Linked DNA regions of Mus musculus: all the other regions are linked to region 1. Evidence: chromatin loops called from intact Hi-C (ENCODE). Cell type or tissue: heart. All regions are shown on one strand. Region 1 holds the start of Fbxo42 (F-box protein 42). Region 2 has its middle 9.9 kb from the start of Gm13056. Region 3 holds the start of Cplane2 (ciliogenesis and planar polarity effector 2).

Region 1 (8,000 bases):
CAGAACCTACCTCAATCTGGGCATCGTGGCATCTGCTGTCTGTAACGGTACCTGTGATCGCAGTGTGCCTACAGTGAGACAGAAGCATCCCTGGATGCTTATGGGCCAGGGAGCCGGCAATGCTCCGAAGGGAACAAAGAAGCCCTGTCTCAACGAGGTGGGAGGAAAGGACAGACAGCTGCAGTTGTCCTCTGATTTCTACATACATGCCATGGCATGCACACACAAGCAAACGCACACACACACCCTCTCATGCACATTGTAAAAATAAAAAAAAAAAACCCGTGAACTGTGATTAGTAATAAATAATTCGCTTTAATAACTTTTCTATGTATTGCAGTTAATACGAACACATATTTATTGTCTTTCTTGTACAGGCTCTTTATGTATCAGGGACCTTGTTAACTTTACCTAAGTCACAAGCTGGTGAGATGGCTCAGTAGGTAAGGGCACTGGCTGCCAATCCTGACCACCTCAGTTTGCTCCCTTGGAAGGAGACAGCCAACTGCTATGTATGGGTTGTCCTCTGACTTCCATCCACTCCCTCATACACTTTCAGAAATATAGGTTAAAATCTTTATATATATGCATATATAAAATCTGTAATCCCAGCTCTTGGGAGGTTGAAGCAGCCTGGTCTACATAGGAAGTATAACCTGTTCTACAGCATAAGAATTCTCTCAAAAACCCTCCAGATGGGCTGGGTATGATGGCAAATACCTTTGATCCCAGTACATGGGAGGTAGACGTTGAGTACATCTCTGTGAGTTGGAGGCCAGCCTAGTCTACAAAGAGAGCTCCAGGCAAATTAGGACTTCACTGTGAGACTCTATCTCAAACAGAAAACCACAAACAGACAGATATGGCACGCCCTCTGGTGCATAGTAGCTGTTCACTAAACATGCATCCGCACTCTGGTGCATAGCAGGCGTTCACTAAACATGCATCCGCACTCTGGTGCATAGTAGGCGTTCACTAAACATGCATCCGCACTCTGGTGCATAGTAGGCGTTCACTAAACATGCATCCGCACTCTGGTGCATAGTAGGCGTTCACTAAACATGCATCCGCACTCTGGTGCATAGTAGGCGTTCACTAAACATGCATCCGCACTCTGGTGCATAGTAGGCGTTCACTAAACATGCATCCGCACTCTGGTGCATAGTAGGCGTTCACTAAACATGCATCCGCACTCTGGTGCATAGTAGGTGTTCACTAAACATGCATCTGCACTCTGGTGCATAGTAGGTGTTCACTAAACATGCATCCGCTGAATCCCCTCTTAGTTCTCAAATTCCCAGTTCATTCTTTTTTTTTTTTAATTATTATTTATTTATTTATTTTGGTTTTTCGAGACAGGGTTTCTCTGTATAGCCCTGGCTGTCTTGGAACTCACTCTGTAGACCAGGCTGGCCTCGAACTCAGAAATCCGCCTGCCTCTGCCTCCCTAGTGCTGGGATTAAAGGCGTGCACCACCACGCCCGGCTCCAGTTCATTCTTTTATTCAACATATATTCAGTGAGTCTCCGCTGGGTACTAGTCTATATATGATGGATATTAATGATAAAGCTTTTCGTCAAAGCAACAAAACTCCCGCCTATCTTTGAGCTAAGGGTAAAATGGTTCTGTATTTGAACTCTAACATGACCTAGCAATTCTCCCCACCTGTACCCCAAGTCAGCGCTTCTTTGTGGAAGAGCTCTGGTTGTCCTGGAACTTACTCTGTACACCTGGCTGGCCTCAAACCCAGAGATTCACCTGTCTCTGCCTTCTGAGTGCTGTCATTAAAGGTGTGTGCCACCATAGGCCAGTAGCAGCCTTGTTTTAATATATATACATATATATATTTAGATTTTGTTTTTATCTATGCTTGAGTGTGTGTGTGCTGTGTGGGTGGGTGCCCAAAGAGGTCAAATAGGGTGTCAGACCCCCTGGAGCTGGTATTAGACAGTTGTGAGTAGCTTGTAGGTGCTGGCACATGAATGTAGGTCTTCTAGAGAGGGGTAAGCAGATTCTCTTTTTTTTTGTTTTTCTAGACAGGGTTTCTCTGTGTAGCCCTGGCTGTCCTGGAACTCACTCTGTAGACCAGGCTGGCCTCGTACTCAGAAATCCACCTGCCTCTGCCTCCCAAGTGCTGGGATTAAAGGCATGCACCACCATGCCTGACGGTAAACAGATTCTTATTGCTGGGCTATCTCAACCTAGCGTGAGTTCTTAGAACATGTTATAACTTAGATTACAGGGCTGGAGAGACGGTCAAGACATGTACTGCTCTTGCAGGACCACCCAGGTTCAATCCCTAGCACCCACATGGCGGTGGTAGGGTCACAACTGCCTATAATTCCAGTTCCAGGGGATCTGACACCCTCTACTAGCCTCTAAGGGCACCCACACACGTGGTGCACAAGATATGCTCAGGCACACGCAATATTTACTGTATGTATGTTCACAAGTGTCATTGTTTGAGAATGAAGATCAGGGTGGAAACTGTGGGAGTTGGCATTGGTTTTCTCCCTCCATCATGTAGGTTCTAGGCATTGAACTCGGGTCTTCAAGCTTGGGGGAAGCACCCTTACCTGCTGAGCCATTTTGCAAGCCAAGACTTCTTTCTCTTTTTCTTTGAGACAGGGTCTCATTATGTAGACCATGCTGGCCTTGAACTCAGAAATCTACTTACCTCTGCTTCCCAAGTGCTGGGATTAATAGTCAACCACCATGCCAGGGCAATGGAATTTCTTAGTTTCTCACTTACTGCGTGCCAGAGTTTTTTCTAATGTTTATATGAGGAACATAAATGTTTTTTTTAGATTGAGGTTCCTCAAAGTAGATTCAAACTCCTGGATCAAGCAATTCTCGCCCTTAAACCTCCTGCATAACTGGACTTAAAGGAGTGTCACCAAGCCTCGTGGTACTTTTGACCTAGTACCACGTCTCACGGGCTATACAAGCCTAGGTCTACTTTATCCCAGGGCTATTCGCTTGATGTCTCAGAATGCTCCAATTGCACAAGAGCTTGAGCTCTCTATGTCTGGCATTTCCTTAAACCACATCTGCAGGGATGGGTTCTAGAAGGTTCTCACCTACACACAGCTTTCTTGAAGTGAGACTCTTTTGTGGGAGCGGGACCCCACTCCTCGGTGATGGCCACACTGGGAAGCACAGAGAAACACACAGGCTTGTTTCCTCCCAGGCTCCGCTCTACACCGGGAGTTTTGAGACTGGGTTTCCTCTTTTTTTTTTTTTTTTTTAAAGTTGGTAGCAACATAGCTGCTGCTACAGTTTCCAGAGGCTCCAACGCCGGGAGCTTCCTCTCCCTGGGGATATCTAAAAGGCACTTCCGTTCCCCATTGCCCTTTCTCTACGCTCAACCCGTGGGTACCTGGGGGCACAAGTGCCTTAATCTAAGTCTGCACTATCAAACAATCGGAAAAACAGCTCAGATACCAGCGCTCAGCCGCGCCGATCCTGATAAGAGTCCTAGAAAGCTCCGCGCCCTCGGCCCTTCTCAATATGGCGCCGCCCAGCGGCCGCCGCGCGGAAGGCCGGTCACGCTGACGTGTGTGCGCGCGCGCGCGCTTCCTCCGCGCCCCGCCTCAGCGCATGCGCACTGCGCGCTGTCGTCTCCCGGTCTGAGCAGCAGCGGCGGTGGCATCAGGGACGGCGGCGGCGGCGGTGGTAGCCGCGGCGGCGTTTGAGTGGAGGAAGATGGCGGCTCCGGGCGACCCCGGGTTCCGCCAGCGGTGAAGATCCCCCGAGCACAGCAAGCACCGGCCTGAGGCAGAGCGGCTGTGCTCTGGCCCCGGCCCTGGCTCCTTCGCCACCGTCGCCGGAGACGCGAAACCGAGAGCGCGGAGCGGTCTGGGCCAGGTGAGGCCTCTCCCGGTGCGGGGCCGCGGCCAGGCGCCGACGCCTCTTGCGCTTCATGCCCGGGGACCCCGGGGCACCCCGAGTCCGGCGCGGGCCCCGTGTCCTGCGCGGGCGTGGGTCTTGGCGGGCCTGGGGTCTTGCTGTCGTCATCCTCGGCTTCCCAGGCTAAGGTGGGGACGTGCGCCCCTTTGCAGCCAGCTCTCGGGATGGGCGCAGACCTGTGCCCTCTCCTCAGCAGGGTGGTCCGGGTCCTCCTCCAGGCCGGGAAAGGATGCGCGGTCAGGGGGTGGAGAATGGCTTTCGGGGTGTCATGGAGCCTCACCCCGCCCCCTGAAACCCTGAAGTCCTCGGTGAAGAGCGGGAGCCCGCTTGCTGCCCTCCTGAATTGGGGCTGCGGCGAGGGGGCCGGCGGGCGTCTCAGAAGCTGCAGCTGCCCAAGAGATGATTTTTTTGGGGAATCGGCTGACGAAATAAAACACAAGCAGTTCCTTCCCTGACCCCTAGCCGTCTGAGTGTTCTCTTAGTGGGAACTGCAGCTCTCCTGGCTGGAGACAGCAGTCCACGTTGTGACTGAAGAAGGCTTGCCCCGGTGAGAATTGTCCGTGGAGGGTGGCAACGAGTTTGTAAATCAAGAAAACCACAATTAGGTGAGAGAGCCTGGTAGCTTCAGCTGAGAAAACTTGAGATGCTGGAGTTGGTTGGAAACCTTTGGAATAAGCCGGTTGCTTTGTCTGTTGGATCCTCGGAGTTTTAGTAGGAAAAGCCATGTTTCGTTTCTCAGTTGCCAAAGCGTTTGGACTTTACAGTGGCAGCGTTCCGATGGATCTAAGATACAGAACCAGACAGACACATTACTGGGTTTCACTTGCCGGAGGCAACACTCGATTATTTTTGTTATTTATTTATTTTTCTCGGAACTTTTTTGTTGTTGTTTAAGTGGTAGTAATTGAGAGTCTTTAGTTTCATTTCTTTAGGGTAGAGAAGATGTTTGATGCCGGGTGGCCTTTTCATGGAGCAAGAATGGCTTCACATGGATTTGTGCTGTTGTGAATTGTCGGGGCCATCTCTTTTGCTTGGACACACCAAACGTCTTTTGTAACACATCGGGTTTTGCTTGTGTTTAAGAATGATGACATCATGGATTTAAAGGGACAAGGATAAATTGGCGAAGAGATACCATCACTTAGAATTCAGTCTGTAGCTCTTAAGCTGGACAGGGATGCCCCTTGTGTCATATTTCTGACAGAGAGTATTCAATTGTCTAGTCTGGTCGGGTGTCCTTTCTGTTGCATGATAATCAGTTTATATCCCGTAGCTGTTTGCTTAAGAAATAAGCCCAATTTACTATAGCATTCATTCTACATTGAACCGTGAGAGCTTTATGTATGCACTTCCCCTTAGTGACAAGTATTAAGTTAAGATGGCAATTAGTTCATTTAATATTAGCTAGCTCTTTGACCATTTTTCCCTTTCTTAAATCCGTTTTCTTTTTTATAGAAGTGTGTAGATCTCCTTAGTATCTTAACTAAAGATGTATGTTGAGCCAGGAGTAGGGACTCAGAGGGCCACTCTGCCTATTATTTTGCTAATAGAGGATTGTGGAATCAGTGGTGGTTTGACATCATGTCATGTCTCTCCCCCCCTACCCCCCCCATCTGTCTCACCGCTGTACTACAGCATCAGGTTTTGGTGGAATGCTGGGACATCATTCACTGCACAGCATTTCGGCTTGTTTCCTTACGTGTCTCAGGTGCAACATGAGAAAGCTCAGGAAAACTGCAAAGGATGGCATGTTTGTTTGTTTGGTTTTAGAGTTACCTTTTTTAGTTTACATTTATGGGTACCTTTGCCAGCATGCCCCTGTATTCCCATTTGCATGCCTAGTGCCTGTATCCATCCCCTGGGAACAGGAGTTACAGACAGTTGTGAGCTGCCATGTGGGTGCTGGGAATTGGACCCAGGTCGTCTAGAGGAAGAGACAGTTTAACTATCTGTCCAGCCCCTGCATTCTTTTTCTTTTAAACACTTATTATTTAAAAAATTGTGTGTGTGTGTGTATGTGTGTGTGTGTGTATGGGGGAGGGGAGGAGAAGGACAGTAGAGAGGAAAAAAATGTCCATGTGTTAGCAGAGGCATCAGATCCCCTGGAGCTGGGGAGTGCCATTTAGTTTGGGTGTTAGGAGAGCAAACTGAATCCTCTGTAAGATCAGAAGGCACTTTTAGCCACTGAGCCATCTCTCCAATCCTAGGATGCTTCTTCAACATTTTATTTATATTTTTGATTTTTTTTTTTTTTTTTTTGAGCAGAGCTTCTCTGTATAGCCTTGACTGCTCTGGAATTCACTCTGTAGACCAGGCTGGCCTTGAACTCAAAGATTTGCCTGCCTTTGTCTCCTGAGTGCCACATATTACAGGTGTGTGCCACCACTGCCCAGCTCCTAGGGTGCTTCTTAGTGTCGAATATCATTTTATGTAGCTGTGTGATGGCTGCCTTCTGTAAAGACCTGGCAAAGGAAAGACTGGCAAAGCCTGGGGTTATAAGCATGCTGAAGTCTCCAGGGAAGCTGTTTAGAGATGAGCTGAGTGACTGTGTTTTCAGGGCATTTTAGTTAGTGAGTTAACAATTCTTAATAAAACCCAAACTCCTTGGTTCAATAATACCGATTCCCACTTTACAAGGTAATTATGTAGATGAAAAGAGATAAGGTTTGTGAAAGTGCTCTCAAAGTGCACACTCTGAAATATGTAAAATAGGTGGTCACAGCAGGGCAGGCCATTGATTCCAGCACTCAGGAGGCAGAGGCAGGCAGATCTCTGTGTGTTTGAGGCCAGCCTGGTCTACATAGTGAGTTCCAGGATAACCAGGGCTTCATAATGAGACTATTATGAAAAAAACTAAACAAAACCCAAACCCAAAAACCAAAACAGTACAAGAGAAATAGAAGGCTATATTTTCAGTAAAATATCTATTAAAAGGTCCTCTATGTGTTGGGCACTGAGGAAGGAGGTACTGATGATTTCCAAGGACAGCTTTTTTTATCTAAAAATTGTTTGAGTCTGGTTGGAAAGCCAGACAAGAAAATCAGTGTGCTTATGGTAGTATAGTAAGTGTGCTCTTCCAACTAGGGGAGAGAAGGGAGGTTCTCAGAGCTTCGCCTAGTCTGTTAGTCATTCCTTTCTTTCTTTTCTTTTCTTTTTTATTATTATATATAAGTACACTGCAGCTACCTTCAGACACACCAGAAGAGGGCGTCAGATCTCATTACAGATGGTTGTGAGCCACCATCTGTAGTTTCTGGGATTTGAACTCAGGACCTTTGGAAGAGCAGTCAGTGCTCTTAACCACTGAGCCATCTCTCCAACCCAGTCATTTCTTTCCTTCATTTATTTATTTTTTATTTTATTTATTTATTTATTTATTTATTTATTTATTTATTTATTTATTTATTTATTTATTTTGAGATAGGATCTCACTACATAGCCCTGGTTGTCTTGGAACTCACTCTGTAGACCAGGCTGGCCTTGAACTCACAGAGATCCGGGATTAAAGGCATGTGCCCCCACCACCAGGCTTGTTTATTTATTTATAGATTTATTTTATGTGTATGGATGTTTTTCCTGCATGTATGTGTATTGAGCATGTGCTTCTTGGTGCCCTCAAGAGTTTAGAAGAGGACATGGAACCCTTCCCCCTACACACACACACACACACACACACACACACACACACACACACACACACACACACACACACTTGGAGTGGAGAATCCAGCTGTTGTTTATTTCTTTCTTGTGTCAGTAAGTAGCTTTTGCTAGTCCGGGGCCTCCCCATCCTCCTCCTGCCTTCCCTAGGGCTGGGATTCTAGGTGTGCATTGCCACGAATGGCTTAGGAATACTTAAAGTCTTTGTCCTGAGTTCTTTCCCCTTTTATTCATTCATCGTCATGATGCTTCCTACACAGCATGCATGCCCCAGTTATAGTTTCTGAACTGTCAACGATCTAGCAGCCTAGGGAGAGTCTGTCTGAGCGAGTCACAGGTGCAGGCAGCAAGCATCCACATTAGTGAACGTTTTGCCGATTCTGAATGAGGCAATTTCTGAGTGACACTTTAAAAAAATTTTTTTTTTGGAC
Region 2 (8,000 bases), 120 kb after region 1:
GGTCCCGAGTTCAAATCCCAGCAACCACATGGTGGCTCATAACCATCTCTAATGAAATCTGATGCCCTCTTCTGGTGTGTCTGAAGACAGCTACAGTGTACTTACATATAATAAATAAATAAATCTTTAAAAAAATAAAAATAAAAGGAATAAAAAAAAAGAAAAAAGAAATCATTTTAGGTATAGAACTCTGAGCCTTCCAGGATAGGATAGCTGATAGAACACTTTCTCCAGCCATGGTGGTGCACGCCTTTAATCCCAGCACTTGGGAGGCAGAGGCAGGCGGATCTCTGAGTTCGAGGCCAGCCTGGTCTACAGAGTGAGTTCCAGGACAGCCAGGGCTACACAGAGAAACCCTGTCTCAAAAAAAAAAAAAAAAAAAAAAAAAAAGAGTACTTTCTCCAAGGTTGCCAGATACATATAGATCAGACATCATAAATGTAATCTTTCCTGATAGTTTTCATAATTGTCATTATTGCTTATAATTTATTATTGTAAGAGAAAGAGCCTTTGATTGGACTAAAAGGGGGAAAAGTAGAGAGAGTCTCTTGTGTACTGTGTGGAAGCATCGCTTGTCAATAAATAGCTGATGACCAATAAGCTGAGGCAGGAAGTGGAAGGTGGGACATCCGGCAGAGAGAGAGAGAGGGATTTCTGAGAAGGGGGCAGGAGAGATTAGCCCCAAACTCTGAGGAAACAGATGCAGGAAAGTGAGGAGAGGTAACCAGCCATGGGGCACACATAGACAAGAATAAATGTGTTAATAAGTTATCCACTAGTTGGCAAGCAAGCCCAAGCTTATGTCCCTGGTATTTATTCATAAATAATAAACCTCAGAGTTGTTGTTTTTTTTGTTGTTTTTTTGTGAACTGGGCACAGGTGGAAAAGTCTGTAGCTACACAGTCGTTAGGAGAGGACCTGTGTGACTCCCAGCACACAGGTCACGTATCTCAAAATCACCTGTGTGGTGGTGTGAATGAGAGTGTCTCCTGTAGGCTCAGAGATTGGAATCTTGGTCCTAGGTTGGTGGTGCTGTTAGGGTAGGCTAAGGAGGTGCCTTAGTTAGGGTTTTACTGCTGTGAGCAGACACCATGGCCAAGGCAACTCTTTGTTTGTTTGTTTTGGTTTTTTGAGACAGGGTTTCTCTGTATAGCTCTGGCTGTCCTGGAACTCACTTTGTAGACCAGGCTGGCCTCGAACTCAGAAATCCGCCTGCCTCTGCCTCCCAAGTGCTGGGATTAAAGGCATGCCCCACCACACCCGGCTCCAAGGCAACTCTTATAAGGACAACATTTAATTGGGGCTGGCTTACAGGTTCAAAGGTTCAGTCCATTATCATGAAGGCGGGCCACATGGCAGCATCCAGGCAGGCATGGTGCAGGAGGAGCTGAGAGTTCTACATCTTCATCTGAAGGCTGCTAGTGGAAGACTGACTTCCAGGCAACTAGGATGAGGGTATTAAGCCCATGCCCACAGTGACACACCTACTCCAACAAAGCCACAACCATTCCAACAAGGCCACACCTCCAAATAGTGCCACTTCCTGGGCCAAGCAAATAGAAACCATAACAGGAGGTGTGTCCTGTTTGAGGAGCTGTGTCACCAGGGAGGACTTTCAGTTTTCAAAGCCATACACCATCTCCAGTGTGCTCCTTCTTGGTGCTTGAGGCTTACTCTCAGCACCGACTCCAACCATGGTGCCTGTTGCTCCTGTTCTATTATCATGGATGTTAACCCTCCAGAACCATGAGCCCCAAATAAAGCCTTCCTTCTACAAATTGCCTTGGTCATGGTGTTTTATGTTATAGCAGTAGAAAAGTAAGTGAAGTGACGTGTAACTCCAGCTCCAGTGGATCTGGCGCCCTCTTCTGGCCTCTGATGGCATCTGCATTCATGTGCACACACCTATACACAGACAGGCACACATATAAATAAATGAAAAATATAAAATAAGTCTCTAGGGAAAAAAAAAGGGGGGGGGCTAGAGAGATGGCTCAGTTAGAAAAGCCACTTGCTGCCAAGTCTGGTGGCAAGCTGTTCCCAAGCCTCACATGATGGAAGGAGAATCTGACACCATTATTTGTCCCATATTTTTCACTCACTCACACACACACACACACACACACACACACACACACACACACAGAGAGAGAGAGAGAGAGAGAGAGAGAGAGAGAGAGAGAGAGAGAGAACAAAAGCAGTAACGCAGTGTTTGCATAATCTTTTAATCTGTTTTATTTCTGTTCTTTTATATTTCTGACCCTTCCAACCGTTTTTCCTCCCAGCACCCTAAGAGAAAAAGAAGGTTAGAGGGAGAAGGGGACGTATGTCTCTTTAAACTTGGGTCTCTTTAAACCTGCTTATGCAGCTGAGGCGAAAGCTGCTGTTCCCTAACTCCCATATACCCAGATACCACTGGGAAACTGGAGGAATTGGGCACAGGGGTTGTGGGTTGGGGTGGGGGAAGAGAGATTAAATACCATTTGCAGGGAGGAATATCCAGGAATATCCAAGAAGGGATGCTTATTGGCCCTCAGGGCCCACCTAGATACCTCATTAGCATGGAGAACTCTTGTGTTCTATGTTACATGACTAGCCGTCATGTTCTTTATGTGGGGAGTCCTGATGAGAGACCAATTTTTGGGAGGGGTGTTCAGACTCCATCTTAGAGAACCTAAGTTTGAATTCAAGTAAACTAACAGGCCTGGTACTTAGTACCAGTTTCCAGGTTACAAACAAGACCTGGGTCTCCAGGTTACCCCCATCCCCCACAAATCCAGCGTCTAGCACCAGTTTCTAGGTTATTCCCCCAACAACTCTGCAGCTCCAAGTTACAAGCCCGCCCCTGCCTAACAACAACCAATCAGGAGGAAACGAGAAGATAATAAAACAGTTAAAAGGTCAGGTGGTGGTGGCTCATGCCTTTAATCCTAGCACTTGGGAGGCAGAAGGAGGCAGATCTCTTGGAGTTTGAGGCCAGCCTGGTCTACAGAATGAGTTCCAGGACAGCCAGGGCTGTTAAACAAAGAAACTCTATCTTGAAAAACCAAATAAAGGTAAATAACAACAAAAATGAAACCCCAGCCCATGCCCATAGCACCTGTGGCTCCTCTGAGAATCAGTAAGCCCAGTTTTTAGCCTTCGTAGGCTCTAGAGCATGAGGCACACAGGGCCCCACGAACTGTGTTCTTTGTTGGATCCCTCCTGCCTTCCCTCTCTCTTCCTTTCCCCAGCTCTCAATCCTGCCCTTCTCTCCTTCCCTCCCTCTCTCCAGTCCTCCATGCTTCTGCCCTCTACCCACCCACTTGTGTCTTTCTTCTCTGGGCAGTTAAAGACTCAGTTCTTAATCTCGGGACTTTGTGGCTCCCTCTACTGGGTACACAGGGAAGTGCAGGTGCTCCAGACTGTCGGGAGAATTGGTGTCGGTGGAGGCAGTGGGGGATTCTCCTGAAGAAAAGCCTGAGAGAGGGTGTGAGTTGGAACGACTGCTTTGAGAACAGCTCACTGCATCTGCTGGGCTGAGCCCAAGCCATCCCACGAGTCAGCGTCTGCCACTCTCCTTGGCGCGCACCCAACAGAAAGGGGTCCGGTTGTCCCCACAGAGAAGTTGTTCACAGGACTAACCACTGACTGTCAAAATAGGAAAAACCTCCAGATGCTTGTCGATGGTAAAGTGACAATTATGGTGTCACAGCAAAACACAGAGATAAGAATAAAATGCAGCAAAGCATAAGGATGTGGATGAGCCACAAGAGAACTCAGATAACAGGGAGGCGTTCAGGAGTTTGAGAAACTGTTTGAGCAACACCCAAGGCCCTGTCTCAAGAAAATAAAGAGGGCCCGAGGCAGCTCCGTGGTTAAGAGCACTGGTTGCTCTTGCAAAAGCCCAGGGTTCAATTCCCAGCATCCACATGGCAGCCCACAACTATATGTAACTCCAGTCCCAGAGATCTGACGCCCTCTTCTGGCTGTCCTGGGCATTGCATGCACATGGTACACATACATGCAGGAGGAAAAAAAAACTTTTTGAAAATAAAATAGGGCTGGAGAGATGGCTCAGCAGTTAAGAGCACTGACCAGTGCTGGGCAGTGGTGATGCATGGCTTTAATCCCAGCACTCAGGAGGCAGAGGCAGACAGATTGCTGAGTTCAAGGCCAGCCTGGTCTACAGAGTGAGTTCCAGGACAGCAAGGGCTACACAGAGAAAACCTGCCTGGAAAAATGAGAGAAAGAGAGAGAGAGAGAGAGAGAGAGAGAGAGAGAGAGAGAGAGAGAGAGAGAGAGAGAGAGAGAGAGAGAGAGAGAGAGAGAGAGAGAGAGAGAGAGAGAGAGAGAGAGAGAGAGAGAGCACTGACTGCTCTTTTGAAGGTCCTGAGTTCAAATCCCAGCAACCACATGGTGGCTTACAACCATCTGTAATGGGATCTGATGCCCTCTTCTGGAGTGTTGTGTCTGAAGGCAGCTACAATGTACTTACATATAACAAATAAATAAATCTTTAAAAAAAAAAGGAAAAAAGTAAAATAAAGCCAATTCCTGATTGTAATGATTTGGAGGAAATGTCTTCTAAAGGCCATGGGCTGAAGGCTTTGTACAATCTGTGACGTTACAGCTGTGCAGGCAGCTGGCGGGAAGTTAACTGTTACCACTGACTCATCGGCGGCATCTCCTGAAGGAGATAATGGTGACTCCAGTTCCTTCTCTCCTTTTCTTGTGCTTGCCAGCTGCCAAGAGGCAAGCCACTAGGGGGCCAGTTCTCTTGTGCTCAAGATTCATTTCTGCTTTTTGTTTATTTGTTTGTTTAAGACAGGGTTTCTCTGTGTAGCCCTGGTTATCCTGGAACTCACTCTATAGACCAGGTTGGCCTCGAACTCAGAAATCCGCCTGCCTCTGCCTCCCAAGTGCTGGGATTAAAGGTGTGTGCCACCATGCCTGTCTCTCTCTCTCTCTCTCTCTCTCTCTCTCTCTCTCTCTCTCTCTCTCTCTCTCTTTAATCTTTTATTTATTTATTTACATTCTAGATTTTATTTCCCTCCCCCCGCACCCCCCACCAAGAATCACTCTTTTAAAATGCTTTCTTGGGAGTTGGAGAGATGGCTCTGTGGTTAAGGGTACTGGCCGATCTTCCAGAGGGCCTGGCTTTCATTCCCAGCACCGACGTGGCAGCTCACAACTGTTCATCTCTCCAGCTCCAGGGGATCTGACATCCTGACCTAAACATATATGGGAGACACACAGCAATGCACACGGAAAACAACAGCAACCACAATAACAACAGCAACAAAACTCAACATGTTCTGCAGAGGTAGGCAGATCTCTGAGTTCCAGACCTGGTCTCCAGAGGGAGTTCCAGGACAGCCAGGACTACACAGAGAAACCTGTCTTGAAAACAAAGCAAAAAACAAAGATAAAATGAACGGATGTTTTCCTGAAGCAGACACAGGTGAAAGGATGTTTTGGCATAGCAAACACGTGAAAGGACCTGTGATGAAGTATAGCCGCCTGCAGCCACACTAACTGGGTTCCTGTGTGGGAGGCCAGAGCTGTATAGGAGAGAATGTCGAGAGAAGTAAAGAGATCAAGACAGATTTCTGATCAAAGTTTACTAAGAGTCTGTGCTTATAAAGCGGGGAGACCCATCCCCTGCCATGCCAGGCTTCTTGATGCTTTGTTACTAAGTTGTTAACAACAGTCTGTCAGAGCTATTAGCATTAGGTCGCCAAGTCCACAGGTTGTGGCTAGCTCAGGAATATCTCAGGGGGACAGGTTCAGCCTCTTAGCAGCAGCTGAGAGCAGTGGCAGGTGACAGAACAATAGGGCCATCTAGGCTCCACCCCAGGTGGTCTCATTCACAGTAGCAGCAAGGTCTGAGGCAGCCTACACAGGGCTGGGGATCGGCTACAATAAAGGAGTGTGAAATATGACCCCACAGACAGTGGGAGATGAGCACTGAGCATTGGTTTGTTCAACTTTGCTATTCGTTGAAAGACACCCATACGCTCCGGTTCGCCTGACAGAGCGTTGTTAACTCAACCTGTGGTAACGCTGCCATCGAGAGAAACTCACTCAAGAACTGCTCATGAGGTTCCTGCGGCAGCTCGCTGCTTCTGCAGCCTTGCTTCAGGCCAGATGGCAAGCCTGGTGGTTTCTTCAGGATTGAGCTACAGCTGCTGGTTCGTGCCTGGTGTCTGCCTGCTGCGAGGACTGCTCTGCAGATGCTGAGTTGCATTTGGTGTTTGCTACAGGACTGAACCGCTGCCAATGAAGATCAGGCTCACCCTCTAAGAACTATTGCTGAACAGGTCCACTTCCTCCACATCCTCATAGCTCTTCTCTTCCACCACCTCTGCTGGGTGCTGGGCTACAGGAGCGGTTGAACCCTTATTAAAAATAGGTTGTGCCGGGCGTGGTGGCGCACGCCTTTAATCCCAGCACTCGGGAGGCAAAGGCAGGCGGATTTCTGAGTTCGAGGCCAGCCTGGTCTACAGAGTGAGCTCCGGGACAGCCAGGGATATACAGAGAAACCCTGTCTTGAAATAAAACAAAACAAAACAAAACAAACAAACAAAAAAGTTACAAAAAATGTATGCCTTTAATCCCAGCACTTGGGAGGCAGGCGGATGTCTGAGTTCGAGGCCAGCCTGGTCTACAAAGTGAGCTCCAGGACAGCCAGAGCTACGCAGAGAAACCCTGTCTGGGGGGTGGGGTGGGGGTGGGGGTGGGGGTGGGGTGGGGTGGGGTGGGGTGGGGGTGGGGGGGTGTATGCCTCTGCCTCCCTGCAGACCGTCCTCGATTTCTCCTTACAGCTCAGGCCTTAGGTGCCACCCACTCGCCTCCTGGTGGCTGCTGCACACGTGCTCATCCCTTCTCCTCAGCACCATGTGTTCCCTGTTGGCTCATTTGTAGGTTCATTTACTGTCTGTCTCTCCCTGTTGGGCTATGAGGGCAGGGACCTCCCTGTCCTTTAGCGCTGTGGCCCTGCATGGAGAACACATGGACCCGGGCTGTGGGGGCAGGAGTCACATCCAAGCCTGTATAGCCCTGAGTCAGAGCCATGCGCCTCTGCTCCCCTCAGCAGCAGCCTTCAGTCCCCAAGGAACAACGTGGTGGCCCTGTGGCCAGGGTGTCCTCAGGCTGTGGAGGAAGCTGTCTTGCCTTGGCTGAGCAGTCCTGGGCACCGAGAGACCAGCTTGGCCACTCTTGCAGCTTTGACCTGTGTTTGAACTTGGGCTGAGGACTTATTTCCTGTTCCCAAGAGACTCTTTCCTGTTCCAAGGTCCCCTTCTCAAGTGGCCTCCCCAGGTCATGTTTCATGACTCTTGGGAGAAGGAACAAAAGGAATGGGTGACATGCGGGTAGGAGGGACCCTGGTCTGACACGGGCAGGTTTTCCCTTCTGTGGGGACTGTCACAAACAGATGGGTGGGTGGAGGAAGTGGAGCTGTGCAATTCTCACCACAGAGCATGAAGAAGAACGGGATGTACAGGCGCCTGCTTGGGCGGGGTGCAGGGGGGTGACCAGGATGGCCATTGCAAGACGTTGGCTGGTGCTGCCCCTGAGCTGAGAATGGTCATTGGCAGGGCCTGGTGGCCCAGTGCTGATATGAGGGGCAAGGCCAGGGATCTTGAGAGGCAGGGGGCTCCAGGCTGGGTTATGAAACGGCTGCTGTCACATCCCCGTTGGGCCTCAGTTTCCTTACATGGTAACAGTGTGGCTGGAAGGTGGCAGTGCCAGCACCTGTAATGGTGTGTGCCTGGAATCCCAGCCTTACAAGCTGGAGCAGGAGGATGGAGAGGTTGAGGCCAGACTGGGCTATACATCGAGACCCTGTCTCGAAAACAGTTAATAAAGCCAGGTGTGGTGGTGCATGCCGGCAGCACTTGGGCTGTTAAGAAGATCTGAACTCCAAGGTCACCCTCGGCTGTCTCAAAAAGACAAAAGAGGAGGCTGGAGAGATGGCTCAGCAGTTGAGGACACTTTCTGCTCTCCAGAGGACCTGA
Region 3 (8,000 bases), 66 kb after region 1:
TTCTTATTAGACGCGTTCTCACGCCCGGCCAGGAAAGATGCAACAGACCAGAATCTTCTGCGGCAAAACTTTATTGCTTACATCTTTGGGAGCCAGGAGAGCAAGCGCCCAGCGCCCAGCCCCAAAAACGAAAGCCCCTCAATAATTTTAGGAGCCAGAGCTCCGGCGCGCCAAAGCGCAGAGCGTGCTCTATTGTTTACATCTTTAGGCAGCGAGCGAGCGCCGGGCGCGCAGAGCCAGAGAGATGCCAGCGAGAGCGAATGGCGGAAAACCCCGTCCCCTTTAAGGAGGAGTGACCCTTCACTTAGGACGCATCACTCCCTGATTGGCTGCAGCCCATGGCCGAGCTGACGTTCACGGGAAAAGCAGAGTACAAGTAGTCATAAATACCCTTGGCTCATGCGCAGATTATTTGTTTACCACTTAGAACACAGGATGTCAACGCCATCTTGTGACGGCGAATGTGGGGGCGGCTCCCAACATATGTGATTCTGTGTGTCTGTGTGTGTGCATCTTCATAGATAAGTGAAAAGATAGTGTGTGAGTTGGTTCTCTCCATCTATCATGTGGGTCTCAGGAATTTTGTCTCCCACTAGGTGGGCCCCAAGGATCAAACTCAGGTCAGTATCAGGCTTGGCAGCCAGCGAGTGCTCTTACCTGCGGAGCCTAACTCCTAACACATAGCCTAAGTGATCCCAGGAGGCCTTAGGAGAGAGCTGTGACTGTGGAGAAGCTGGTCAGAGAAGACCCTGTAGAAGGAACATCAGGGACATTGGCCCTGCTTGCTCTGTCTGTAACCAGGGAGTCTCCACTCGCCCATGACTGACAGTGCCCACCTCTCGCCAGACCACTCACATCCGATACCCACCGTCCGTTATGCCACCTCACCAGCCTCCTTCAGAGCCTCTTTCTCTGATACTCTGGTCTGGGCCTCCTCTCCCCCTCAGTTAGGGGAGTCGCTCTCCATTCCTGGAGGGCCATCATGATGTCAGCTCAGCCTTTGACTGAACTGGCTGCACTTTGAGTTTGGAGAGTGGCCTGAGGGAGTCTGGGACGCCTTGTGGGAAGCCAGTCAAGACTTGAAGACTTGTATGTTCACGAACACATCTTGAGCCAGAGGGGGGAGACCAAGTGTTACTCCTGAAGCTCTGAGGAGCCAGTAGGGGTTTCTAGTTTGCTTTCCTATCTGCACCTCAGGATGCTCAGGCAGGGCTGTACATTTCTTGCTTTCATCCAGCCTCATGCAAGGCCAGGCCTGCCCACCTAGACCTCCCATCTACTCTAGGCTGGTGACATGTTCCTGCCTTGAGGAATCCTGCTCCATGGCTATCTGGTGCCCTTGTCCAGAGGTGCTTGATAAATACATGTGGGGATGGCAAACTGAGAGGAGTAAATCAGAGGACGCCTGGGCGCTGGGGGTGGGGGGGGCTGGGGGGGCTGGTGGGGGAGGTGGCATGGCCCACCTGCTTTGCCTTAGTCTTAGAAAGAGAAACAACTTACCGAAGTTGGGGAGGGGGGAGTGAGAATTTAGAGGTTAAAGAATACAGGAGATTAGAACCCAGCACGCCAGGAGAGCCCACAAGTACCTTAAGCACAGTTCTGAACTGGTTGGTTATCCTCAGTTCATGTTGGTTGGCTGCCTGTCTCCAGCGGCGGTGTATATTTAACCAAGGTCTTAGGCCCTGCTGTGGATTGACTGGTGTCTCTACAAAACCCTAACTTAATAGGATTGTATTTAGAGATGAATCCTTTAAGCAGGGAGTTAAGATTAAAGCAGATCATAATGGTGGGGCCCCTGGTGGAACTAGATAGTGCATGTCTAAGGTATGGTGTCCAGTGTTCTTTAGCCCAGCACTCAGAAGGCAGAGGCAGGCAGATCTGTGAGTTCTAGGCCAGCCTGGTCTACGTAGCAAGTTCCAGACTAGCCAAGATTGCATAGTGAGACCCTGTGTATAATTGTGTGTGTGTGTATAAAACAAAAACAAGAGAGGGTGTGTGTGAGCAGCAGACACCATTATGGCGGTACACACTTGTAATTCTAGCACCCAAGAGGCTGAGGCAAAAGGACCAGGAGTTCCCCAGGCCAATCTAGAGTACACAGTGAGAGCTTGTCTCCAAAAATAGGAAATAGCAGCAGAGGACCGAGCAGAGAAGAGGCCATGTTGTTGTTACACATGGAGAAGGCAGTGGCAGAAACCAACCCGGCAGTGAGGTCGGTTATTCCAGCCTCCACGGAAACACTTGTCCGTTGTTTGAGCCCCCAGTCTATGCAGTGCTATCAGAGCATTACAGTGCAAGCATTAAATGTGCAGATTCATTTAGAGATTTCCAAGATTCAAACCAGACCTTGGCGAGGCTGGGTATGAAGTCTAGAAGCCCAAAGACGACTCAGATCTAAATCTTTCTGGTCTGTGATTGACAGATCTCTGCCACTACAGAAAGGGCCTCATCTCAGGAGCATGTGCAATGGGTTCCGTCCAGCCACAGACTCCAGTAGAAATGGTTTCCTCTTGCACAGCCTTGCTGCCTCGTAAGGCAGGGACCGAAGCACCCTCTCTTGCACCCTCCTCCCTTGCCCACCTCCGTCTGCCTCCGTGGGTCTGTGACCTCCTTGCTGCTATTGACTTCACTAGCACTCCTAGGTGCCGAGGGTGAAGTCTTGAAAACCCAGAACCCAGTCTGGCCGGATAGATAACATGTTTTTAGAGTCAGGTAACCCAGGCTTCTGAGTCTGTTTTTCCACTGACGAGGTGTGTTCCAGCTACCTCATCTGGAGTAGCAAAGACATGAAGCTGTTTATATAGAGATGAGTGTCCACAGACTCCAGGGCAAGCGGCCCTCACGGAGTCTACTTAACTCATTCCTTGCAAAGCAGTGGCTGGCCCTCCTTGAAGACGCTGCTCGAGATGCTGGTGAAGATGACAGACGTCACTCAGAGTGTCTCAAACACCCGCTCATCTTGTGCAGCTCACAGGCATTTCCTGAGCTGCCATCTTTGGGGTTGCTCACAGGTCCGGGCCGGAGCATCCAGTCCGAGGGCAGGACTTCTGGCTCACCCTTGCTTCCCAGCACCAACCAGATGCTGGGCACACAGTTGGGGCTTGGTCATTGTTGAATGACAAGAATGAATAAATCAATTAGTAGACAAATGGCTCTTTATTCAGACCTCTTACAAAGCCCCTTGAAGCCTCAATCCAGAGGTATTTGACTCTGGACCTGCTGGGCAGGGTTGATGGAGCTGTGATGTTAATAACAGGAGCGTAAGAACTAAACCTGCTGAGCTTTGCTGCCCAGCATGGTTGTAAAGAACCCTGTGAAGGTAAATAAATAAATGGCCAGACATGGTAGCACATGCCTTTAATCCCAGCACTAAGAGGCAGGGGAGTTTCTGTGAATTCAAGGATAGCCTGATCTACAGAGAGTGTTTAAGGACAGTAAAGGCTACTATACAGAGAAACCCTGTCTCGAGGAGGAGGAAGAGGAGGAGAAGGAGGAGGAGGAGGAGGAGGAGGAGGAGAGGGATGAGAAAAGAGAGGAGGAGGAGCAGGAAGAGGAGGAGGAAGAGGAGGAGGTAGAAGAAGAGGAGGAGAAAGGGAAAGAAAAAAAAGAAAGGAAATAATATCCATTTTGTAGAAAAGGAAACTTAAGAGGCTCAGAAAACTGATGAAGCCTCCTTTCTGGGGGAGATGATCATGTTTGATAGGAAAATATGAGCTCACATTGGTAAAGTCGAATAAGAAAGATCCTGCTTAGGGAAGGAGCTGCAGACCTTGCAAAACCTACAAAGACCCGCCGGAATTCAGGAGCCCCGCCTCCGCCTGCGTCGCCATGGCAACATTTCTGCGCATGCGCTTCGTGGTCAGCGTCTTGACCTGACGGAAGCAGGCTCTGCTGGCAGGACAGAAAAGAAGGGCGGGCTTTTAAATCGTCACCCTGCTGGCGGGGACTGTGAAGGTTGGTGGTCCCGGGAGTCGGAATTGAGGGGGTAGAGGCGAAGTGGGGCTCGGAAGGAGATAAGGCAGAGGGGACTTGTGGAAATACCTTCCCAGGACAAGGATGGGTTAGTTCCCCAGAGAGCAATGTAGAAGGATGGGGCTATAGAAATGCACCTTCGGGATGGGGATCCAGGTTCCAAAGGAAAGCCAGAGAGAGATTAAGGACCTCGGAGTCGCCTTGCGATAATGGTTGGCCCTCTCTCCACTTCTACTCCCAGTATTCGGACACATCCTTACCTTACTGGCGTACTCAAGCATGGCCAGACCTCCCATGCACGGTTCGGTGATTGTCCCAGACTGGCATGAGACGGTCGAGGGTAAGGAGTACTTAGCCTGCATCCTGCGCAAGAATCGCCGGCGGGAGTTTGGTAAGCGGCACCCCACCTCACCCCACCCCCGTCCCCCAGACCTCACCACGTGCCACTAGTACACTCTTGACACTCCCTGGGGCGGCAGGAACAGATCTGTGGAACCTGCCCCACAGCACTTCTGACCATCGAGGTCTCCTGGGTGCCGCCTCTAGCCTCTAGTCTCAGGCCCCCTTCCCCAAATCTCCTTAAAGCTAATTCCACCAACAGAGCCAGGAACCTGGAAACAGCCCATGCCTGCCAACAGCAACTGTCACCAGAGATGCTGTTGACTGAGCCCTCACTTGGGGTCATGCCCTCTGCTGGGCACTTTGCACAGCAACCTTGCAACCTTGTTTCAGAAAGCGTTTCACTATGTTGCCAGTATTCATTGTTGTGTATCCAGTACTGGTTATGTAGACCAGGCTGACCTCAAACTCACAGAGATCCACCTGGCCTCTATCTTCTAAGTGCTGGGATCAAAGTCACGCATCACCACACCATGTCCTGCCTATTCAACTTTCTATTTATTTATTTTATGTATATGAGGGCTCTGTCTGCATGAATGTCTGCAGACCAGAAGAGGAAACAGTGTGAGACACCATCCATGTAGGTGCTGAGAATTGAACTCTGGAAGAGCAGCCTGTGCTGAGCCATCTCTCCAGCTCCTGCTGTGCAGTTTTAAGAACTCATAAAGATCCCAATGAGTTGGTTTGGGGATTTATTTGTAGTAGCTGTAAATATTTTTGCTTATATTTCCCTATTAAAGAAGAAATTGTAATATATATATATATTTTTTTAATTAATTTAATTTTTTTCCGAAACAGGGTTTTTCTGTATAGCCCTGGCTGTCCTGGAACTCACTCAGTAGACCAGGCTGGCCTGGAACTCAGAAATCCACCTGCCTCTGCCTCCCAAGTGCTGGGATTAAAGGTGTGCGCCACCACTGCCTGGCCTAAGATATATTTTTATGTATAAGAAAGCCAGATTGAATAGTAACAGTATTGGGGTTGGACAGATGGCTCAGTGGTTAAGAGCACTGACTGCTCTTCCAGAGGTCCTGAGTTCAATTCCCACCATCCACATGGTGGCTCACAACCATCTGTAATGGGATCTAGTCCTCTCTTCTGGTGTGCAGGCATACATGCAGGGAGAACACAGTATATATAATAAATAAATCTTTTAAAAAAATCACACCAGAAAGTGGTGGCACATGTCTTTAATACCAACACTTGGGAGGCAGAGGCAGGCGAATGTATGAGTTCTGAATTTGAGGCTAGCCTGTTTTACAGAGTGAGTTCCAAGACAGCTAAGAAACCCTGTCTTAAAAAAAAAAATCAAACTTAAAGGGGGGCTGGGAGCTGGAAGAGCTGGAGAGATAGCTCTGCAGTTAAGAGTACTAGCTGCCTTTCCAGAAGGCCTAGGTTGAATTCCGAGCATCCACATGGCAGATACAACTGCCTGTCTCTCCAGACCCAGGGAATCAACCCCTTTGTCTAGCCTCTGCCGGCACCAGGCATGCATTATGCATTCACCAATGCAGGCACTCATCAAAATAGATGCATAAGTCTTTAAACAAAAACAACAAGCCTGGTGGTGGCTCACACCTTTAATCCCAGCACTTGGGAGGCAGAGACAGGCAGATTTCTGAGTTCAAGGCCAGCCTGGTCTACAAAGTGAATTTCAGGACAGCAAGGGCTATACAGAGAAACCCTGTCTCCAAAAACAAAAACAACAACAAAAAGCTTTGTGTTTGGGGGACAGTGAAATGGCTCAGCCAGTGAAGTGCTTGCTGCAAAAGGTTGGCAGCCTGGGGTCCCTAGAAGCCATGCTAAGGGAGAAAGCCAACTCTACAACTTCACATGTCTAATGTGACATACACACACACCCGTATCATAATATACATGATAATAAATAAATGCTTAATAAAAACCTCACATTGGTTATATCTTGTGAAGTTTTGGGCTAATCATGGGCAGTGACCATGATTTGTAAATAACTTACTTTTTTTTTTTTTTTTGGTTTTGTTTTGTTTTTCGAGACAGGGTTTCTCTGTGTAGCCCTGGCTGTCCTGGAACTCACTCTGTAGACAAGTGGCCTCGAACTCAGAAATCCACCTGCCTCTGCCTAATAACTCACTTTTTAAAAAAAGCATGAGGTCAGGAATGTGGCCTGGGACTGTGAGATCTGATGCCCTCTTGTGTATCTGAAGATAGTGACAGTGTACTTACATATAATAAATAAATAAATCTTTAAATCTTTAGGCCAGAGTGAGCAGGGCCAGAGAGAGAAAAAAAGTGTCTAAAGACAGCTACAGTGTATTTACATATAAATAAATAATAAATCTTTAAAAAAAGATGTATTTATTTTATATATCAGTGTTCTATCTGCATGTACACCTACATGCGCAGAAGAGGGCATTGGATCCCATTACAGATGGTTGTGAGCCACCATGTGGTTCCTGGGACTTGAACTCGGGACCTCTGGAAGAGCTACTGGTGCTCTTAACTGCTGAGCCACCTCTCCAGCCCCAACACCCAGAGTTTTATCTGTGTTAGCAACAAAATGTGACCAGAGGAGTGCGTCATTCATGTCCCCAACCAAGTTCCAGAGCAGTTGACAATGACAAGCAGATCAACTGTGAGATCCTAGAACATCTCTGTGTATCCGGGGCCTCCCTGGGGGCAGGGTTGCATGCTGAACCAAGCTGTCTAGTTAGCTTTCGAGATAGGGTGTCTCTCCCAGGATCTGAGCAAGTGCAGAACTGACTCCCAACTCCCTGACTCCCTTCTTGCCACAGGGTTGCTTGAACGCCCGGTGCTGCCCCCTTCCGTGGTCATTGATACCGCCAGCTATAAGATCTTTGTGTCCGGGAAGAGTGGTGTGGGCAAGACAGCACTGGTGGCAAAGCTGGCCGGCCTGGAAGTGCCTATAGTACACCATGAGACCACTGGTGAGTGAGTTTAACCCTCAGCTTTGCCTTGGTGTCCTTCCATGGGATGGGGACAAGAACTTCGCCCTGGGGCTGGTGAGATGGCTCAGTGGGTAAGAGCACCCGACTGCTCTTCCGAAGGTCCAGAGTTCAAATCCCAGCAACCACATGGTGGCTCACAACCATCTGCAACAAGATCTGACTCCCTCTTCTGGAGTGTCTGAAGACAGCTACAGTGTACTTACATATATTAATAAAATAAATTTAAAATAAATTAAAAAAAAAAAAAGAACTTCGCCCTGACTATATTAGTGGGGCTTTATATATAATCATGCCATTTCCTCGAGAAGTTGTGTTGTTTGGATTGGTACTAGAGACAGTGGTGGCCACATACCTCATGTCTAGTTGGTATTAAAGTTCAAGACTTTCCCATGCCACAGTTAAGTTTCTGCTCCATCATATGTCCCAGGACCTTTGAGGTCTCCCTCTACAAGCAGTGAGACTCCTTTCTCCTGGCGAGGGCCAACTCTGCCTGGTCTACCAAGGACTACTGCAGAGCAAGACTGTTTACGTCCTGAGTCTGAGGAGTCTCTCAGGTCAGGGGCCGAGCCTTCCTGTCACAGTGGTGACCCACAGGGTGGAGATGTATGTCTTCTTCTTAACCCTTCCCATCCCCACCCCCCGATTCCACTTCTGAATGGCGGATCCCAATTCTCCTCAGGCATT

The links. A loop is a pair of places that touch in the nucleus more often than their neighbours do. Peaks named below come from ENCODE experiments on the same cell type or tissue, not always from the same donor. Only the 100,000 strongest peaks of a DNase experiment are listed, where the experiment ranks them.
Region 2: it touches region 1 in a loop (12-fold over the local background); 14 of 42 quality-filtered maps call a loop at or near these places.
Region 3: it touches region 1 in a loop (4-fold over the local background); 21 of 42 quality-filtered maps call a loop at or near these places.

The regions. Positions count from the first base shown.
Region 1 is chr4:141,144,313-141,152,312 of GRCm38, forward strand. Fbxo42 (F-box protein 42) reads left to right here and starts at 3,610. Exons shown (of 10, transcript NM_172518.3): 1 at 3,610-3,867. In heart, CTCF peaks have their summits at 3,520 and 4,331; DNase peaks (open chromatin) are centred at 3,589 and 4,069; H3K4me3 peaks cover 2,746 bases; H3K27ac peaks cover 2,306 bases.
Region 2 is chr4:141,264,587-141,272,586 of GRCm38, forward strand. No RefSeq gene overlaps it. Among named protein-coding and RNA genes, the nearest start is that of Gm13056, 9.9 kb to the right of the region's middle. In heart, CTCF peaks have their summits at 1,850 (motif pointing left) and 4,731; DNase peaks (open chromatin) are centred at 3,385 and 7,485.
Region 3 is chr4:141,210,110-141,218,109 of GRCm38, forward strand. It overlaps Cplane2 (ciliogenesis and planar polarity effector 2), which reads left to right and starts at 3,847. Exons shown (of 6, transcript NM_001081174.2): 1 at 3,847-3,954; 2 at 4,214-4,363; 3 at 7,143-7,295; 4 at 7,996-8,000. The coding sequence starts at 4,252. In heart, CTCF peaks have their summits at 3,957 and 4,673 (motif pointing left); DNase peaks (open chromatin) are centred at 762, 892, 3,852 and 4,472; H3K4me3 peaks cover 2,507 bases; H3K27ac peaks cover 2,410 bases.